Regions from separate parts of the Homo sapiens genome. Here regions 1, 2, 4 and 5 are each linked to region 3. Evidence: chromatin contacts called from ENCODE Hi-C or POLR2A ChIA-PET data. All regions are on one chromosome and are shown on one strand. Each heading gives the region's core, a stretch centred on a gene start or an enhancer-like site at or near the end of the contact. The rest is flanking DNA. Distances are from core to core; before and after follow the strand shown. Region 1 holds the start of IRF3 (interferon regulatory factor 3). Region 2 holds the start of FLT3LG (fms related receptor tyrosine kinase 3 ligand). Region 3 holds the start of PPP1R15A (protein phosphatase 1 regulatory subunit 15A). Region 4 holds the start of ODAD1 (outer dynein arm docking complex subunit 1). Region 5 holds the start of PTOV1 (PTOV1 extended AT-hook containing adaptor protein).

Region 1 (2,700 bases), core at 98-2,597, 790 kb after region 3:
CGGATCCGGCTAGCCCCGCCCCTCCCGTTCTAGCCCCACCCACCAGCGTTGGCACGAGCCCGCCCCTCGCGCGCCACCTCCGCCTTCTCAGCCGGGCCCACTAGGAGTCCTTTCCGCCCAGCGCGCAGCTCCGGGTTTCCAGCGTCCCAGGTCGTCGCACGCACCTGGAAGATTCCGAAATCCTCCTGCTGTGCATCCTGCCGTAGGCCGTGCTTCCAAGGGATGCGGAAGCGCGTGCGGCTCTTGTTCACCCAGGCCACGCCCTCCAGTTGCCCCAGGTCCAGCTGCGACACCAGCCAGGGCAGGATCCGTGGCTTTGGGGTTCCCATGGTCCGGCCTGCGCGTATAGGGCATTTCCTGGGCGCGACCGGCCTCCCCCGGACCCACCTGGCCTGGAGTTTCCGCACCCAGACCTCCTTCTCACGGGCCACGGCACAGGTCCTTCACCCATATTTTCGGGGGTACAAACAGGAAACCTCCTCTTCCCATCCTCCCATCCTCCCGAGAGGCTCTCTAATCAGCTAGGGTTCCTTCCCATATCCATGGCACATCCTTCCCCAGCGTCTTCAGTGCAGACCCTCCACTCCCTCAATTCCGCCAGTATAGACCTCCTCCCTCCCCCACATCATCGAAAGTAAGTATCCCCACTTTCAGGGTAGCATCCTCTTTCCCTAGTTATTTCAGTGCAGAATCGATTCACGTGTAAGCCTCTACCTCCTGCACTTACCCCAATGTAGACCCCCTTCCACAGTCCCCCTACAGAAGATCTCCCAAAACATTTCCAACACAGAACTTCCATTCAATTCCCCTCCGACTGCCCGCCTCCCTCCTCCAGGACAGAGCACGCCCCAGGTTTCGAGACTGAACTACCCCCATCTACGGAGTCCACCCCTCCCTCTCTAGAACCCCCTCAGTGTAGACGCCTCCTCTTTTCCTCTTTCCTCCCTACTTTTTCTAGTTTTTCTGCAGCCGACCTCCAGCGTCGGCCACTGTAGCTCCTTCCTTGCTCCACTTTCCCCAGAGTACACAGCCTGCCTTTCCACTCTCCGTGCAGACCCATCCTCTTTCCCGCTCCTCGCTCTCGGACGCCACCAACGCTCTCCCGGGCTCTTCCGCGTTACCTACGATGGAAGGTCGGGGCGTGCGGGCAGCTGGAACCCACCCCTGTCTTGGAGCTCCGGGTAGCTCTCAAACTCGAGGCTGCGCACCCCCTTTCCCGTCAGCTGAGCTCTAGAGCGCTGGGGCTTTCTTTTTGATCGACTTCTTGAAATAAAACCAACTTTATCATTCTTTGGGTAACAGACCCAAAAGCCGATGGGACGGCCCGCTGGGCTGTTCCCGCCCCTATGCCCTTTTTTGGGTTTCCGGCCAGAGGCATGCTGGGAGCGTCACATGCAAATTGAGCGTGCACCCAGCGTTCCGCCCTTTCTACGCTGGGCCGGTTATCGACCCGGCCCAGTGCGCAGGCGCGGGAAAGTTGAACTAATAAAGTTTGTACGAGTTCAGTGGAGGAGACCGCAAGTTGAGTGGAGGAGGCGGCGGTGGGGCCCCGGACCAGGTCAGCGGGGTGTTGACGAGGGGTGGGGTGAGGAGGGAAGAGGAGGGGGCCGGGATCCAGTGGTGGGCACCCCAGTCCCGCTTCTCTGATATCCAAGGGTCCAGGGTCCTCTAGATTCCAGCAGGGGTCGGAGATTTGGAACTACACCTCACAGCAGGCTGCGCGGCGAAGAAGCGCGGACCTAGGGGAAGATTTGCCCTGAAACCTCTTGGGATTGGTAGTTCCCGATGCTTTAAGGGTTTCAGGAGTTTGGCATATGCCTCTTATAGAATCCAGGAGTTGGGGCGCTAAGCCTCTTCTTCCTGGGAGACCTAAGGGTCTGGGGCTCCAGTTCCTTTTTCTCTAAGACTCAGAAGTCCAGGACCCCAGCTCCCTCCTCCTTTAGACCCACGAATCTGGGCACCCAGCCCCACCACCTTTCCTTGGATCGAAGAGTCTTTTTCCTGATCGCTTTTTCGTCTGAGGACTCAAGAGTCTAGGCCCCCAGACCCACACTCTCCAAAGGACCCAGGAGTCCAGGCCCTCAGCACCTTCCTTGGGACTCACAAGTCCTGGTCCCCAAGCCTCCACTTCTTGCTAAACCCTTGGAGTCCAGTCCCTAACCCTCTCTCTCACAGGTGCCTCCATGGCAGGCTCTGAAGAGCTGGGGCTCCGGGAAGACACGCTGAGGGTCCTAGCTGCCTTCCTTAGGCGTGGTGAGGCTGCCGGGTCTCCTGTTCCAACTCCACCTAGGTAAGAGGAGTGGCCCTTCTCCCCCAGGGGCCAGCATTTGAGGCTCCCTCCTAACTCTTGCTCCTGGTCTCAGTCTGTCTCCTCTCTTTATATCTGGCTCTATTCTCTGTCTTTGGGGTTTTGGAGAGAGGTCCTCAGCGGGGGAGGGAGGGAGTTGGGGAAAGAGACTGCTTGCAGGGGATCTCTGGTGGGGTCAGTCTCTGAAGTCCTCCTCTCCAGAAGCCCTGCCCAAGAAGAGCCAACAGACTTCCTGAGCCGCCTTCGAAGATGTCTTCCCTGCTCCCTGGGGCGAGGAGCAGCCCCCTCTGAGTCCCCTCGGCCTTGCTCTCTGCCCATCCGCCCCTGCTATGGTTTAGAGCCTGGTAAGAGATTTCCATGATCATCTATGAAGCCGGCAGAACACGGGATAA
Region 2 (2,700 bases), core at 122-2,621, 600 kb after region 3:
GATAGGGCAGGACACACATTGAGGGGCCCCAGGACTTGGTCAGGAAGGAGCTAGAGCAGGTCCTTTGTCCATGGGCCACATGAGCTATTGGGGCTTGTATCTCTGCCTCTCTGCTTCATTTAAATCTTTCTAGCCAGATGGAAGGTCTGACCATTGGGTGCGACAAGGCAGCTAACCCAGGCTGAACAGGAAGTGAGGCAGGCAGAGGGATCAGGGAAGGGAAATGGATGATGAAGGCCAGGACGGGCGAGGCTTTGCTGCAGTAACACATAACCCCCGAATCTGCGTGGGCCACAACCACAACATTAGTTTGTTGCTTACACTCCCTGTGCTCATCCGGGGCTGGCAGGATCCCTGTGCTCCTCCGAGTGGCACAGGAAACTTGGCTGATAGAGGCGCTCTCTCCATGCATCCTCCACCATCCACTCCCCGGTCCCTTAGACTTCCATTCAGAAGTGACACCTGTCACCTCCACCCTCATGTGACTGGCCAAAGTGAGTGTGGCCATGTCCGAGTTCCCCAGGATGGGACCTCGAATCCTCCTGCTGGGGGGGTGGGGGCAGCAGATGTTTCAGGACAGTCTGCCACGGATCAGATGGGTGAGCAAGAGATTCAGGATGGGCGTGATGGGTCACACCTGTAATCCCAGCATTTTGGGAGGCCGAGGCAGGCTGATCACCTGAGGTCAGGAGTTCGAGATCAGCCTGGCCAACATAGTGAAACCTCGTCTCTACTAAAAATACAAAAATTAGCCGGGCATGGTGGCACGCACCTGCAATTCCAGCTACTTGGGAGCCTGAGGCACAAGAATTGCTTAAGCCCAGGAGGCGGAGGTTGCCGTGAGCCGAGACTGTGCCACTGCACTCCAGCCTGGGCAACAGAGTGAGACCCCATCTAAAAAAAAAAAATGCTTCAGAGATTCAGAGATCCACAGATGTGGAAGAGAGCTTCTATTTTGTCTCATGTACCACCTCACCCCTCAGTTTGGAGTTGGAGAAGCCGAGGCTTAGAGAGGTCAAGGGGCTGGCCAAGCTCCCACAGTGATAAAGCTAGTGCTAGGGCGACACCTGCCAGGCCCAATGTGACAAGATGCATCCTGAGTCCTGTGTGCCAAGCCTTGGCGGGGCAAAGTTGGGGCCCGGAGGACGGTAAGACACAGCAACTGCGAGTTCCCAGAGACAGATCCGGGTTCCAGCCCCAGCTCACCATGCACTGGGCGTGCCACCCAGGGAGTCAGCCCCACTGCAGCCCCCGCTGCGGGGCGTCCGGAGAACGCGCCATCTGCGGCGTGAGCGGCCGCCTCTCACCACCAGGGGGCGCGCTCCGCCTGGGCCCAGATTCCACCCCTTGACTGTCTCCCCCCAAAAATTTCCTTTCACTTTCGGTCTCTGGCTGTCACCCGGCTTGGCCCCTTCCACACCCAACTGGGGCAAGCCTGGTGCGTGAGGAGACTTGGACTCTAGGTCCCCAAGGGGCGGAGCCAGGGTCCCCACTCCTGGGGCAGGGGGAGCAGAGGGTGGGGGGCTGGGTTCCCGGGTCCCTAACCTGGGGAGGGTTCTGGGGACCAGACGTCGAGGTTCTTAGAAGTGGAGATGAAGAGTTTTCACCGTAACTGGGGCAGACGCAGGAAGCCTGGGGGAGGAAGGGGCGGAAACTCAGCCACATCAATGGGACGCGGGAGGGGCGGGGAGGCAAAGGGGCGGGCAGGGCAGGGGCTGGGGCATGAGGGTCCGAGACTTGTTCTTCTGTCCCTTCCAAGACCCGGCGACAGGAGGCATGAGGGGCCCCCGGCCGAAATGACAGTGCTGGCGCCAGCCTGGAGCCCAACAGTGCGTAAACCCCAGGGACAAGATCAGGGGAGAGGGGAGGCACAATGTCAGGATGGGGCAGAGATGAGGGGAGATGGACGGGAGAACAGATGGACAGATGACGAGGAAATAGGAGGGGAGATGGACAGATGTGAGGGGAGATGGATAGGAGAGGAGACGGACAGAGGAGGGGGAGATGGACAGAGGATGGGGAGATGGACAGAGGAGGGGGAGATAGAGGAGAGGGAGATAGAGAGGAGTGGGAGATGGACAGGAGCGGGGAGATGGACAGAGGAGGGGGAGATGGACAGAGGAGAGGGCAGATGAACAGAGGAGAGGGAGATAAAGAGGAGGGAGGTGGACAGGAGGAGGGAGATGGACAGAGAAGGGGGAGATGGACAGAGGTGGGGGAGATGGACAGGAGGGAAGATGGAGAGGAGGGGGTATGGACAGAGGAGAGGGGAGATGGACAGGAGGGGGAGATGGACAGAGGAGAGGGAGATGAAGAGGAGGGGGAGGTGGACAGGAGGAGGGAGACGGACAGAGGAGAGGAAGAGAGACAGAGGAGGGGGGAGATGGACAGAGGAGGGGGAGATGGACAGAAAAGGGGGGAGATGGACAGAGGAGAGGGAAGGTGGACAGAGCCAAGAACAAATGAAGAGGACGTGGACCAAGATCAAGAGAGAAGCAGGCAACAGTGGTGTAGAAGGCAGAGGGAGGGACAGAGCTGGAGGAACCCGGGCGAGGAAACCAGACGTGAAGATGAGGTGGTTGGAGAGAGACCAGCAGAGTGGGGGAGATGGGGAGAGAGAGGGGTGGGGCAGAGGGGGATGCAAACTGGACAGCATTGGACCAGAGGCAGAGAGAAACCGGGAAAGACAGGCAGAGATGG
Region 3 (2,785 bases), core at 215-2,714:
CTCCAGCCTGGGCGACAGAGCAAGACTCCGTCTCAAAAAAAAAAAAAAAAAAAAAGACCTGCCTGGTCAACATGGCGAAACACTGTCTCTACTAAAAATACAAAAATTACCCAGGCATTGTGGCACATGCCTGTAATCCCAGCTACTCCAGAGGCTCAGGCAGGAGAATCGCTGGAACCCAGGAGGTGGAGGTTGCAGTGAACCGAGATGGCGCCACTGAACTCCAGCCTGGGCGACAGAGTGAGACGCCTACTCAAAAAATAAATAGGCTGGGTGCAGTAGCTCACGCCTATAATCCTAACACTTTGGGAAGCCGAGGCAGGCAGACTGCCTGAGCTCAGGAGTTCGAGAACAGCCTGGGCAACATGGCGAAACACTGTCTCTACTAAAAATACAAAAAATTAGCTGAGTGTGGTAGTGCGTGCCTGTAATCCCAGCTACTCGGAGGCTGAAGAGGGAGAATCGCTTGAACCCGGAAGATGGAGGTTGCAGTGAGCCGAGATCACGCCATTGCACTCCAGCCTCGGTGACAGAGCGAGACTCCATCTCAAAAAAAAATAAAAAAATAAAAAATAACAAATAAATAAATAGGCCTGGAGTGGTGGCTCACGCCTGCAATCCCAGCACTTTGGGAGGCCAAGGCAGGCAGAACACCTGAGGTCAGGAGTTCGAGACCAGCCTAGCAAACATGGTGAAATCCCGTCTCAGAAAAATAAATAATGAATAAATAAATAAATAAATAGGCCGGGCGCGGTGACTCACGCCTGTAATCCCAGCACTTTGGGAGGCCAAGGCGGGAGGATCCCCTGACGTCGGGAGTTCCAGACCAGCCTGACCAACATGGAGAAACTACGTCTCTACTAAACAAATACAAAATTAGCCGGGCGTGGCGGCACATGCCTGCAATCCCAGCACTTTGGGAGGCCAAGGCGGGAGGATCCCCTGACGTCGGGAGTTCCAGACCAGCCTGACCAACATGGAGAAACTACGTCTCTACTAAACAAATACAAAATTAGCCGGGCGTGGCGGCACATGCCTGCAATCCCAGATACTCGGGATGCTGAGGCAGGAGAATCGCTTGAACCCCGAAGGCGGAGGTTGCGGTGAGCCGAGATCGCCCCTTTGCATTCCAGCCTGAGCAACAAGAGCAAAACTCCGCCTCAAAATAACTAACTAAATAAATAAATAAATTGGGGTGGGAAGGCATTGACCCTGAGCTGAGAGAGAACTGGCTCGCTGTTGAAGCAGGGCCACGCATTTGATTGACAGTTCGTTTGTTGGAGGGGCGTGGTCACGCTCGGAAACTCCGCCGTGACGTTGCAAAAGCTGGAATCTCCGCGAGAAGTCCTGTCTTACTTCCACTTCCCACCCTTCGGGTTGCGGTCTCGAAACCCCGCCTCTCTTCGTGACGTCAGCACGCCGGGCGCGGTAGGCTATAAAAGCCTAGTGGCCATTGTGTTCGTTGCTCTTATCGGTTCCCATCCCAGTTGTTGATCTTATGCAAGACGCTGCACGACCCCGCGCCCGCTTGTCGCCACGGCACTTGAGGCAGCCGGAGATACTCTGAGTTACTCGGAGCCCGACGCCTGAGGGTGAGATGAACGCGCTGGCCTCCCTAACCGTCCGGACCTGTGATCGCTTCTGGCAGACCGAACCGGCGCTCCTGCCCCCGGGGTGACGCGCAGCTCCCAGCCGGTGAGTAAGGGGTCGGAACGCCTGGGTCCCCACGGGGCTGGGGGCCCGGATTTAGAAAGGAGAAGGGGTTGGGAGCCTGGAGTCCTGAGCCTGAGGGAGGAGGGATCTGGAAGCCAGATTCTTGGGTCCCCCGTGAAGGAATCATCTGCCAAGTAGGGGGTCGGGTCAGAATGTTTCAGTCTGCGAGGGAGGAGGGTGTGAGGGTTTGATTTGTCAATCTTCAGCAGAATGAGAGAGCTAGGGACTATGACTTTGTCGCCAAGGGAAGCAAGTAAAGACTTTTGTTCTTGGTTCTTGGGACTGGGAGTTCTGCGTCTGAAGAAAGAGAGGGCTGGGGGCTTGGACCCTTGGATCTAAGGCAGAACTAGGGGCTCAGACTCCTGGCTATTGAGAGATAAGAACAGAGCCAAGGGACAGAGATGGGCGTGGCCGAGATCAGAAAGGAATTTGGGACTCTCGCGTTGCTATTTACAATAGTTGTGTTACTATTTCCGTTGCTATGACTCATAGTCACGCCCGGATGCCATCCTCTAAATGGCCCCTAAACTTTATTTTTTTCTCCCCCTTTTCCAGCCCAGACACATGGCCCCAGGCCAAGCACCCCATCAGGCTACCCCGTGGAGGGATGCCCACCCTTTCTTCCTCCTGTCCCCAGTGATGGGCCTCCTCAGCCGCGCCTGGAGCCGCCTGAGGGGCCTGGGACCTCTAGAGCCCTGGCTGGTGGAAGCAGTAAAAGGAGCAGCTCTGGTAGAAGCTGGCCTGGAGGGAGAAGCTAGGACTCCTCTGGCAATCCCCCATACCCCTTGGGGCAGACGCCCTGAAGAGGAGGCTGAAGACAGTGGAGGCCCTGGAGAGGACAGAGAAACACTGGGGCTGAAAACCAGCAGTTCCCTTCCTGAAGCCTGGGGACTTTTGGATGATGATGATGGCATGTATGGTGAGCGAGAGGCAACCAGTGTCCCTAGAGGGCAGGGAAGTCAATTTGCAGATGGCCAGCGTGCTCCCCTGTCTCCCAGCCTTCTGATAAGGACACTGCAAGGTTCTGATAAGAACCCAGGGGAGGAGAAAGCCGAGGAAGAGGGAGTTGCTG
Region 4 (2,700 bases), core at 101-2,600, 550 kb before region 3:
CGCGGGTTTGGCAGGGGACAGGCCTCCTGGGCTCTCAGGATATCTGAGGCCAGGCTGTTTGGTCGCAGGAGAGGGGGAAACCCCGGCCTGCTGTAGTGGGGGTTGGGCAGGGTCGGGGGAGTCCTGGGCCCTACCTGCCGACGGGCCTGACCTGTTCTTGGTGCTCCAAGTTCAGTGTTGTGGTCTGGTTACTGGGGAGATAAGGGACCAATGAGGACTGAGGACAGCGGCCAGGGAGGGACTGAGGCCGCGGGAGAAACTATGGGAGGAGGGGCGGAGAAGGATGCGAGGCGTAGACCTGCAGGGTTCCCACGGACTGAGAACTGATGGGCAAGGCCAGGCGCGGTGGCTCACGCCTGCAATCCCAGCATTTTGGGAGGCCGAGGCGGGCGCATCACTTGAGGTCACGAGTTCGAGACCAACCTGGCCAACATGGTGAAACCCCGTCTCTACTAAAAGTACAAAAAATTAGCCGGACATGGCGGCTCGTGCCTGTAATCCCAGCTACTCAGGAGGCTGGGGCAGGAGAATCGCTTGAACCCGGGAGGCGGAGGTTGCAGTGAGCCGAGATCCCGCCACTGCACTCCAGCCTGGGCGACAGAGCGAGACTCCGTCTCAAAAAACAAACAAACAAACAAACAAAACTGATGGGCGGCGAGGTCCTGAAAGGGGCGGAGCCGGGAGGGCCTGTGGAGCGGTGCTGCGGAGCCCTGAGAGGTGCACGGCTGTGAGGCCTGAGAGGGGCGTGCCGTAGGGAGCTGTGATGGGCGGGGCTGAGACCTGTGAGGAGAGTGAGTGGGAAGAACTTCGAGGGGCGGGGCTTCGGGGCCGGCGAGGGGAGGGGCACGGACACCAGTACAGGACGGGGCTTCGCAGACAGCGAGCGGAGGGGCTTCCCCGTAAGGGGCGGGCTTCGAGGGTCGCGTTTGGAAGGCCTTACGAGGGGCCCGGTGGAAGGGCGGTGAAGGGCGGGCTAATCGGGAGGCGCTCAGGCCTTGAAGGCCTGCGGGAGGTCGAAATGGTCCTGGGGAGGTCGAGGCTGAGGTCTCACTAGTACCGCGGGCCTGGAAGCGGCGGGAGTTGAAAGAGCCTGCGGTGACCTGTATGGAAGCCCTCGAAGCCAGGCCGAGGTCCTACAAGACGGAGCCCGAGAGGTGCCGGTCTTAAGCTGACTGTGACCACGTTAAATTAAGGATTCATAGGAAGGAAGGCGGTGTCGAAGCCGGGAGTTGCGCGGAGAAGGAGCGCTCAACACAGCCTCAGCGGTTCACTACGCAAGCGCGACCAACGGCTTCCCGGGAAGCAGCCAAAAACGCTTGGCCGCCTACCACGTCCGCGCGCTGGAGGGCGGAAGTGGGTGAGACCTCGGGCACTCCATACCGCCCCCCGGTTTCTGGCCACGCCCCCTCTGGTTACACCCACTCGCTCTGTAAGGCACGCCCCCTCCGCGGCGGCGGCTGCTGCCCACGTGGGCCTCCCCGGGCGGGCGGGCAGTGGGCGCCTCTCCCTGCAGGCTGGGTGTGCCCGAAGCCTGCGGTTTCCTGTGGGAGGAAGCGGCCTGCGTACGCTCAGCTCAGCTCATAATCTCGGAGGCCCAGGATGGGGAGATCCCGCCGCCACCCTCAGATCCTTTGATTCTTCCCCTTCTACATAGCCATAGTGCGGGGACCCCCCTAATATCCCCAGGGTACCCAAGCCTGGCGCCGATCCCACTCAGGGAACTTGATTCTGAGTCCTAGACTCGTGTTTTTCACCTCCCCGGCTCAAGTTTCCATCTTCCTAGCCCCTGGCTCCCCCTAGTCCTCTCAAGAAAGTGGAGCCCTCTTTTCCTGCTCCCCAAGAGGAACGTATGTCTCCCCAGCCCCTAATTTTTCCTTCAGTGACCCAGACTTTGCAACTTCCTTAGGGATCTGAGTGCGGACCCCAGTTTCTGTCTCTCAGGCACTTAAGTTTGAGACTACTTATTCTCCCCCAGGGACCCTCATTTTGGATTCCCAACTTTAGCCTTGAGACCCAATGGACCCAAGAATTTGCCCCTTCCCCAACTCCTAGAGATCCTGAATCAGGGTCCCCCAGTACTGACTCCACTCAGAGCCCCAATGCCTGATATGACTAGCACTACCCTAAGAACTGCCCTATAATGTATTTACTATTATCTCTATTTTTCAGATGAAGAGACTGAGGCATAGAGAAGTTATTAGTAACTTGCCAAAAATTACACAGCCATTGAGTAAAACAGCTTGGATTTTGAGTCCAACCAGTGTGGCTCTAGAGTCTGTGCTATACTGGTATTCCAGCTTCCAGGTCTTGGGGTACCCAGCCAAGCACTGAACTGTCCATCCCTCACCCCCTCAGGGAGCCCGAATCACCAACAGCTATCCCAAACCCAGCTCTGGCCCATCAGATACCCAGACATCCCATCATCCAGTTCCCTTCCCTGGATCCAGGATTTGAATTCCCCTGCTCTCAATTTATCAGAGTTCTGGGCACCTGGTCCCCTCCCAAGAGACTCGTGTACATAGTAGTCATCACCCCGACCCTAATTTAATATCCCCAAAATTAATAATAATAGTTAACAGTAAACCTTTGGGGCCAGGCACAGTGTCTTACGCCTGTAATCCCATCATTTTGGGAGGCCAAGGCAGGCAGATCACTGGAGGTCAGGAGTTCGAGGCCAGCCTGGCCAACATGGAGAAACCC
Region 5 (2,700 bases), core at 201-2,700, 980 kb after region 3:
GGGTTTAAGGCTGGGCTCCAGTCAGCCCTCGGGAGCCCCTGGGCAGGAAAACATGGACAGGCCTACGGGTTCTTCTGCCATTTCACTGGCCACTCCTCCGTGTCCTTTGCTGGTTGCTTCTCATTGTCGTGACTGCTAAAGGGATGAGTGTCCCAGTCTCTTTGTGAGCTCATCCAGTCTCCATTCAAACACTGATGACTCCCGAATTTCTCTCTCCAGGCTATGACATCAATATCTATCTACATTGTTTAGTCAACATCCGAAACAGAAGTAGGGACTCCGTCTCTAACCTCCTACAGCTGTGTCTATTTCTCCTCTCTACCTTCACTCGACTCCGCCCACACTGGCTCCCTTTTATTCCTTCTACTTTCAGGATTTGTCTTTGCTGTTCTGTCCTCTTTGCACACTTTTCCAGCCATCTGGAATGGCAGGTTGCTCACAGGTCGTTTTCTTGACTTCCCTTGCTTGCTAACTTTACCTCGCTATGGTCATATCCCATCGCCCTGTGGATGTGCGCTAGTTAACACTTAGCACAGCCTGTGATTATGTCTCTCCCCAGTGGACCGTGGGGCCTGTGAGGGACGTGGTCTGATTCGGTCGTCGCCGAGCACAGAACTGGACAGGGTACTCATAACAGATTTTTGTTGTTGTTTTTAAAGAAAAGCTAACATTTGAGTAGTGACTGCGCCAAGCAGTCAAGCACAGCCCCTCGGGCTCGATCCCCATAACCACTCTAGGGTTAGGTATTACCCACGTTTAAGGAACAAAAATCGAGGGAAAAATCTTATACAACTACTAGTAAGTAGTCATTCCATTTTAGCAGAGCGAATGAGCGAATCCACGGAAGGCCGGGGAGCGACGTGAGTGGCGAGAAGCTTGGAGTCGCCAGGGACGGCGGGCGGAGCCTGGGCGCCGGGGCTAATGGGCGGAGCCTCCAGGGACAGCTGGCCCCGCCCAGGCCGCGCGGGGCCCGCTGGGAGTTGGAGTCCCTTGCCCACCTCGCCACGTCACCGACTGCAAACCTTCAGCTGTCTCAGGCTCGGGTGCAATCCGTACCCTCAGTGGGTTCCCTTTCAGTGGGTTCCTTTGTCCCCAGGCCCATTATTCCGTCCTCCCCTCTTCCCTGATGTATTTTGGCGCGGTCTCCTGGCTCTGCGGGCCCAGGGCTCCGGATGAGGTCTCCCGCCGTCCCGACCCCCGCAAGGGGCCAGCTTGGTGTCGCCTTCGTTCTTCTGCCACCCCATTCGGTAGGGGCTCCCGTTCCCGCCACGCCCCCTGAAGTTGTGGCTCGCGCGTCTTCCCAGGACTCCCCCGCGCCGGAGAGGCCCGCAGGACCGCCGAGCCCACACTCCGCTCCCGCCCGGGCCCCGCTCCCCCGCGCCGCCTTGGTACGCTCCGGCCACGCCCCCTCGGACGCGCTTGGTACGCGCCGGGCTCCCCCGCTCGCCTCAGTGGTTCGGCCGCGGCGACCCCACTCCGGCGGCGCGTCCCCCGAGCTTGGTACGGCTCAGCCCGTCTCCCCCGAAGCCGCGCGCCCGCGCCCGCGCCCCTCAGTCGGTGGAGCCCGCAGCCCCCCTTGTGGCCCGCGGCAGCTCCCCGCCCGCTCGGCCCGCGCCCGCCATGGTCCGTCCGCGCCGTGCCCCGTACCGCTCCGGCGCCGGGGGCCCCCTCGGGGGTCGCGGCCGCCCTCCGCGGCCCCTCGTGGTGCGCGCCGTCCGCTCGCGCTCCTGGCCTGCCAGCCCCCGAGGCCCGCAGCCTCCGCGGATCCGGGCCCGCTCGGCCCCTCCCATGGTGAGCCCCCCGCCCTTTTTCCAGAGCCTTCCACGGCCCCGCCCCCCCAGCCCCTATCCCGGGCTCACGCCTTTGTCCGCAGCCCCCGCCGCTCCGGGGTGTCCCCTGTGGCCCGAAGGGTGGTCCCGCCCGGGGCCGGGTTCCCCCGTGGAGCACCCGGTGGTTCGCGCCGCGCTCTCCCCTTTGTTGCGCGTTCGGGCCGGGGTGGGGGGTTGGGGGACGGGGGCGGGGCGGGCTCATATTACTGCTGACTCCGCGGCCCGATTTAAACGCGGGCTGGGGGCGGCAGACAGGCAGCCGGCACGCTCGCTTGTTTTTCCTATTGGAGAGTTGCTCGCTCTCCGGGCAGGAAACCTGGAAATGGGGGCGGTTTTGGGGGACAGCGGCGAGGGAGGGGCCCGCGCTTTGTACCAGCGCCCCCAGATGTCGCACCCGTGGGCGTTCTCCCCTGGCGGCCGCTCCGTGCCCGTGGAGTGCGCACCTAGAATACGCGCCCGCGCCCACATGTGGGATGCTTTGATGGACTGCCGTGAGCCCAGACCTTAAACGTAAACATTCAGCTTCGCAGGTACTTTGGGCTGCACACGCTTCTCCGGACCCAAAAGATGCACATGCTTTTCAGAAACCGTAAGGTTTACCTGGGGCTGTAAAACCGCACATCGCGACTTTGCACCGTGCACACGCTTGCCCCGATGTGAGATTTCCCCTGGGTTCGCGCTCGGGTCCGCTTCTTAAATACACTGCCTCAGCGGTGTGGATGGCACAGAGCTGTGGCAGCCCTACTGAAACCTTAAACAGGCTTCCTGGGGTCATAAACATGGATACCGAGACTTAGATCACCTCCCACAACTTAAACGTACCCCTTCACTCCACTGCCTTCGCCCCTTCCTGCAGCATTCGCATCTAGTT

Evidence for each region. Hi-C counts contacts between places; a loop is a spot of excess contacts on that map. ChIA-PET counts read pairs that join two places held with the same protein, here RNA polymerase II (POLR2A). Pooled maps may share reads with other maps.
Region 1: a pooled map shows a loop between it and region 3 (12-fold over the local background). The contact joins the promoter of IRF3 here to the promoter of PPP1R15A in region 3. A Hi-C loop is called at or near these places in 1 of 168 maps with a recorded cell type or tissue (CD4-positive, alpha-beta memory T cell), 1 of 37 single-sample maps with no recorded cell type and 9 of 50 pooled maps. POLR2A ChIA-PET finds 5 or more read pairs at or near these places in 1 of 52 experiments (AG04449).
Region 2: a loop to region 3 is called in a pooled map, with 2.7 times the contacts of the local background. The contact joins the promoter of FLT3LG here to the promoter of PPP1R15A in region 3. A Hi-C loop is called at or near these places in 8 of 50 pooled maps. POLR2A ChIA-PET finds 5 or more read pairs at or near these places in 2 of 52 experiments (GM10248 and OCI-LY7).
Region 4: a loop to region 3 is called in a map of CD8-positive, alpha-beta T cell, with 9 times the contacts of the local background. The contact joins the promoter of ODAD1 here to the promoter of PPP1R15A in region 3. A Hi-C loop is called at or near these places in 4 of 168 maps with a recorded cell type or tissue (CD14-positive monocyte, CD8-positive, alpha-beta T cell, naive thymus-derived CD4-positive, alpha-beta T cell and 1 more), 7 of 37 single-sample maps with no recorded cell type and 20 of 50 pooled maps. POLR2A ChIA-PET finds 5 or more read pairs at or near these places in 2 of 52 experiments (GM10248 and HEK293T).
Region 5: a loop to region 3 is called in a pooled map, with 11 times the contacts of the local background. The contact joins the promoter of PTOV1 here to the promoter of PPP1R15A in region 3. A Hi-C loop is called at or near these places in 2 of 168 maps with a recorded cell type or tissue (CD8-positive, alpha-beta T cell and naive thymus-derived CD4-positive, alpha-beta T cell) and 8 of 50 pooled maps. POLR2A ChIA-PET finds 5 or more read pairs at or near these places in 4 of 52 experiments (CD4-positive, alpha-beta memory T cell, GM10248, WTC11 and 1 more).

The regions. Positions count from the first base shown.
Region 1 is chr19:49,664,510-49,667,209 of GRCh38, forward strand. It overlaps IRF3 (interferon regulatory factor 3), which reads right to left and starts at 1,348. Exons shown (of 8, transcript NM_001571.6): 1 at 1,122-1,348; 2 at 165-337. The coding sequence starts at 329. It overlaps BCL2L12 (BCL2 like 12), which reads left to right and starts at 1,424. Exons shown (of 7, transcript NM_138639.2): 1 at 1,424-1,558; 2 at 2,176-2,290; 3 at 2,510-2,652. The coding sequence starts at 2,184. RefSeq lists silencers at 1,327-1,476, 1,517-1,596.
Region 2 is chr19:49,472,844-49,475,543 of GRCh38, forward strand. FLT3LG (fms related receptor tyrosine kinase 3 ligand) reads left to right here and starts at 1,372. Exons shown (of 9, transcript NM_001459.4): 1 at 1,372-1,438; 2 at 1,760-1,829. The coding sequence starts at 1,797. RefSeq lists a silencer at 1,751-1,830.
Region 3 is chr19:48,870,957-48,873,741 of GRCh38, forward strand. It overlaps PPP1R15A (protein phosphatase 1 regulatory subunit 15A), which reads left to right and starts at 1,465. Exons shown (of 3, transcript NM_014330.5): 1 at 1,465-1,695; 2 at 2,269-2,785. The coding sequence starts at 2,278. RefSeq lists enhancers at 410-1,022, 1,023-1,634, 1,293-1,352, 1,463-1,572, 2,233-2,322 and 2 more and cis regulatory regions at 1,112-1,685, 1,872-2,372, 2,532-2,785.
Region 4 is chr19:48,320,621-48,323,320 of GRCh38, forward strand. ODAD1 (outer dynein arm docking complex subunit 1) reads right to left here and starts at 1,351. Exons shown (of 16, transcript NM_001364171.2): 1 at 1,058-1,351; 2 at 152-191. It overlaps LOC124904735 (a long non-coding RNA gene), which reads left to right and starts at 848. Exons shown (of 2, transcript XR_007067284.1): 1 at 848-1,357; 2 at 2,170-2,700. RefSeq lists silencers at 736-855, 1,326-1,615 and enhancers at 966-1,205, 1,212-1,506, 1,726-1,785, 1,796-1,855.
Region 5 is chr19:49,849,709-49,852,408 of GRCh38, forward strand. PTOV1 (PTOV1 extended AT-hook containing adaptor protein) reads left to right here and starts at 1,451. Exons shown (of 12, transcript NM_001394010.1): 1 at 1,451-1,791. The coding sequence starts at 1,621. It overlaps PTOV1-AS1 (PTOV1 antisense RNA 1), which reads right to left and starts at 1,968. Exons shown (of 4, transcript NR_040037.1): 1 at 1,860-1,968. RefSeq lists silencers at 840-919, 1,360-1,649 and an enhancer at 1,150-1,259.